Regions from separate parts of the Homo sapiens genome. Here region 1 is linked to region 2. Evidence: read pairs that join two places in POLR2A ChIA-PET (ENCODE). Cell type or tissue: MCF 10A. All regions are shown on one strand.

Region 1 (2,500 bases), 56 kb before region 2:
AGCTGTAATTTTGTATCCTTTAAGAAATCTCTCCCTAACCTTCCCTTCCCCCTAGTCTTCCAAGTCTATCATTTTAGAGACAGTTTAAGATACGGAACAGAAAAGCTGATAATCATAAATAGCAGTTTTATGTCCACGTAGGACTTCTTATGAAGTTCTGTTTCTAATTAAGGTATTTCAGGAACAAAGTGGTATTGCATAAATTTGGAGCTCATTTTAGACTAAGATTTAATAATTGTTAATAGGCATTGAGCCTGTGTTTAAGTTTTATGTTAGCATTTGTTGGGTAATGACTTCTTAAATTCGGGATTTGACTCTGATGAACTCTGAGTTTTGGTCTTAAGTTTGGAATGTGTGTGTGTATCCTCTGTTACAGGGCTTTTCCCAGTTAACTCCAACCAATGAGAGCTCCTCTGATGTTTTAGGGAGCTTTAATTTCAAGGTCCTTAGCAGAATGAACATTCTTATGATAAAGAATTAGCCACTCATGAATCCTGGGGATAACCTATAGTCGTTTACAACCATTCACCTGTCTGTAGAGCAGAAGTTGTTTGGAACATGTTCTTGCCTCTTAGCTCTAGAAAGCAGCATGAGTGATAGAATGATATTTATACTGGTTTGGAAAAGGTCAGAAACCAAATATTGTTGCCTTAGACGTGAGGTTATTTTGAGTTGTGCAGGAGACTTTGGGAGTGGGGTGTGAAGAGTACAAAAACAAATATATGTAAAAGGGAAGGCCTGGCAAGGATACTAAGAAGGTAGAGGGAGTAGCTTAGGTGGTTGTAGGACTGACTTGGATAATGAAAGGATGTAACACTTGGGTGTATTGGTTTCTTCCGAGGAAATGATGGTGGATACTAAAGGTAGCATAACAAGGACCACCCAAGTGGAAAATGGGTTTGAAGATGGACTCTGAAAGCTTGAAGACAGTATGATGCAAAATGTGTATGATAGTCCTCAGGAGAGGCTGTCAGTAGAATTCATCTGTTATGAAATTTGGTTGTGTTCTCAGAACAGTGAGACAAATAGCAGGTGGATAGAGGCAATTACAGATATTCTGAGCTGTTGAGATAATTGTATATTTGAATATGCTATTTCAGGGTTAAAAGTCGTCTACATGAGAAAAGAAGAGCAGTTATGGCAGCATTAGAAGGCTCTCCTTTCTAATGTAATGCCAGGAATGTCTGAGTCATGCAGAATTGGGGTGGTGAGTGAGGAATGTTTCTCTGTGGCTTCCCTGGCTTTGTGTGGGGAGCCAGTGGGAAGCCATTTTCAAAAGTGGTTTTGAATAAAAATCTAGCCCCAAAACTGTTTTAGTAAATAACACAAAAATATACCTAAAAAGTGACTTGTTAGGGTCAAATAATCAAACCACCTACATAATGCTGTAAATCTGAAATTTGTTCATTTTGCACATATCTTTTCATAATTTTATCAATTTTTAAATTATAATCTGTGCCTTCTTTTGTAAATTTAGTCTTTTTAATTAATTCATCCATTTTGGTCTCTTCACATATTCTATGACCCTTATAATTTCTTTCGAGCATAGTTTGGATCTTTTCCAGTTTTTTTTTTTTTTTTTTTTGTCTGTTCTAATTGACCAGAATGGCTTAAAATAAATATGTATAATTTATGTTTGGTCGTGTTTTCCATTTCATTTTTAACATCATTTCTGAAATACCCTTGTCTTGGTCTTTAAGTGTATAGTGCCACACTGAACTGATGTACTCAGAGAAAAGTCTCTAACAACTCTAGTCTAGACTAGAGGTTCTCAAAGTGCGGTCCCCAGATGAACAGTGCAAACTTCACCTGGGAACTTGTTGGAAATGTAAATTCTTGGACTGAATCAGAAGCCCAGAGGGTGGAGCTCAGAGTTTTTTTTTTTTTTTTTGAGACAAATCCTCACTCTGGTTGCCCAGACTAGAGTGCAGTGGCACATTCTTGGCTCACTGAAGCTTTGACCTCCCGGGCTCAAACAATCCTCCCACCTCAGCTTCCTGAGTAGCTGGTATGACAGGCACCTGCCACCATGCCTGGCTAATTTTTTTATTTTTTGTAGAGACGGGTTTCACCATGTTGCCCCACCTTCTTGAACTCCTGAGTTCAAGCAATCTGCCCGCCTTAGCCTCCCAAAGTGTGGGGATTACAGGCGTGGGCCACTGTGCCTGGCTGAGGTTTATATTTAACAAGCCCTCTAGGTCAGCAGTCTCCAACCTTTTGGCACCAAGGACTGGTTTTGTGGAAGACAATTTTTCCATGGATGACGGGGATGGCGTGGCTTGAGAATGAAACTGTTCCATCTGAGATCATCAGGCGTTAGTTAGATTCTCATAAGGAGTGTGCAACCTAGATCCCTCACATGTGCATTTCACGATAAGGTTTGCGCTTCTATGAGAATCTAATGCCACTGCTGATCTAACAGGAGGTGGAGCTCAGGAAGTAAAGCTCACCCACTGCTTACCTCCTGCTTGGTGGCTTGGTTCCTAACAGGCCAGAGACT
Region 2 (2,500 bases):
GAGGGAGACTCTGTCTAAAAAAAAAAAAAAAAAAAAAAAATACAGTGGACGTTCTCTTAACCAATCTATGTGGTTCCCTGGTTTACCAGTGCTTTCCATTCTCTCTGGAAAGTACATTGACTCTCATGCCCACTCCCTGCTGAGTGCCCTGTCTGGTAGGCTATTTCCCATGTGTGCTCAAGGTTCCAAACATTTCCTCCCACTGCTGAGTTGTGTGCATTGTTACAGTAATTACATAGTTTCATTAAATAACAAGTATACTGATGAAATATGTGTGTGAAAAGGAAATTGTTTATTTTGATGAAGTTGAATTAATTGGAAAGACTAAAGGCAACTTGCCATAAGATATTGGTGTCAAATTGGATGTGGAAGAGAGAACTCTAAATGATTGGCAAAGATGTTTAAAATATGGAAGGATTCTGCACTGAATTGATTCATACTGAGGTTCTTCTCAACTTCAAGTAACCTAAATGGGAAGTTAGGTTTATGCAAGAAAGACAACTTTGACCTTCAATCAGCAGACCTGTACTTAAAGAAATAGCCTTGGCCTATGTGAAAATGCTGGCAAATAAATTTGCTTTTTTAAGTTTCATGATTAAATATTTAAGATAGGAACATATGTGTCATTTTTTAAAATGATTATGTACCTTAAATGGTATTTTCTCTTAATCTACAAACCATCATCCCAGTTGCAATAGAGTTTCTGTAGTTCCATCCCACAGAGCTATATTGCTAATAAAATAGAGTAGTTGACCAAGACTAGCCTGCAGCCAACTTGGGAAGAGGATCTCTTTTTACAGAAAACAGTGCTTTCAAAAGCGGACTATCCAGAAATACCTCATATATTTTTTTAAGTTTGATCCTTTCACTTTATACCTTAGTTCTACCTAGTTTTAGCTTTTCAAATACTTAAATATAAGTAAGTATACATTTCATAAAATGGTAAAATCGACATTTTATCTTCCTGTGAAAAATTTCTCATTAAGTGGTGCTTATTCAATATAAAGTGATTCATTTTTAAGCTCAAAGGTGTTCAGAATACTCTACAGCAGTAAAATTGGGTATAATAAACTATCCTTACTTCAGACATGAACTGATAAAGAGTTTCTTATATAAAATCCTAGTGGTAAAAATAAGTTTAGAAAATAAAAAATATTAACAGTCAGCTTATATGGCCAAATCTTTGTTCTGCTCCCATTGTATTTTCTGGGTGTGTTTTGCTCTCCTGAGTCAGGCAGCTGCTTTGCTGCTTAGGTTATTCCCAGACTTCTCAGGGCTCCAGGAGCATGAGCTTCTATGGCTTCCTGGTCCAATGTTCCCCCGAGGCAGTGATGTTGAAGGTAGAACAGACAAGACAACTTGGATAAACAACTACATAAAAATTTTCCTTATCTTGACTTTGGCTCCAGTCCATGAGTGAGACACAGTAGAATAATATCCTCGTGCTTTTTGAGTATGTACGTACCTCCTAAAGCTAACCAGTGAGTCATCAGCAGACTACTTGATGAAGCTAGTGTTGTTACTTTTCTCTAGGGTGTTCATCTCTTCCCATTAAGGACTTTTTTTAAGATATGCTACACTAGTTTTTAGACCCTCTCTTGCATTAGTAACAAAAAGACTAGAGATCATTGTTTATTACCTGTGATGGTAAGTACCCAGGAATATTTGTTGAATGAATGAACTGGTTTGCCAGTCTCAACAGACTTGTATTTGCTAATAACCCTGAGTGAAGAGGGACATTATCAGTTAGGTTAATAAAGCATTAAGTTGAGAGTGGGAATGTTAATGCAGGCATAATGGAGTAAAATTGCCTGGCCTGAGCTGGTAATTGGAGTTTAGCCACTGCATATACATTTTTACAGTCCTTTATGTTTCTTTCTCTTTTCCATCACGAGAGCTCATTCTTTTGAGACTCATGTCTGTGTCATCAACATCCAATAATATTCATTAAGCTCCTGCATGCCAAGTACTGCTGGGTTTCGTCCCTTTTAATGAGTGTGACGTTTAAGTTGAAGGATAGGCTTTTATGCAACACTGCTTTGTCCTGGAAGGAGTAATCTGTGAGTACACATGATTTTGGCACACTGTTTTCCTCAGTTCAGTGAGCTAATTAGATCAATCACATATTTTTGTTGGCAAGCTCTGGCTGCTTCTTTAAAACAAGGGGTAAATCAGTGTGCCTTTATGCTGGGAGATGTTATCAGACCTGGGCTCTGTCGGTAGTAGCCATTAGTGGGTTCTTTTATCTTGATTTTGTAAATAGTTGCTCCTTTACACAATAGATGTTCATGCTCCATGATTCCTTGCTAATTACACTTTTGTCACTTACTACAGTACGCCTTTTCGGTCATCAAGCATTGCTTATGCAGAGTACAATTGAGACAGCCAAGTAAAAAGGGGTCCCTGGAGAATCTCTGACTGGCCTGTGCACTGGGAGGATGGGTTGGAGCCTTGGGAAGTTCACACCATTTGCAGTGGGGAGGAGCCTGGCCTCTCCTTT

What was found. Peaks named below come from ENCODE experiments on the same cell type or tissue, not always from the same donor. Only the 100,000 strongest peaks of a DNase experiment are listed, where the experiment ranks them.
Region 1: POLR2A ChIA-PET joins it to region 2 with 15 read pairs; 4 of 35 experiments call an interaction of 5 or more read pairs at or near these places.

Annotation. Positions count from the first base shown.
Region 1 is chr4:151,483,718-151,486,217 of GRCh38, forward strand. The region is part of intron 3 of FHIP1A (FHF complex subunit HOOK interacting protein 1A); the gene reads left to right. Among named protein-coding and RNA genes, the nearest start is that of FHIP1A, 76 kb to the left of the region's middle. RefSeq lists enhancers at 193-849, 850-1,505, 1,605-2,304, 2,305-2,500. In MCF 10A, no CTCF peak of the experiment used is centred here; a DNase peak (open chromatin) is centred at 1,204.
Region 2 is chr4:151,539,547-151,542,046 of GRCh38, forward strand. The region is part of intron 3 of FHIP1A (FHF complex subunit HOOK interacting protein 1A); the gene reads left to right. Among named protein-coding and RNA genes, the nearest start is that of FHIP1A, 130 kb to the left of the region's middle. In MCF 10A, no CTCF peak of the experiment used is centred here; DNase peaks (open chromatin) are centred at 1,375 and 2,015.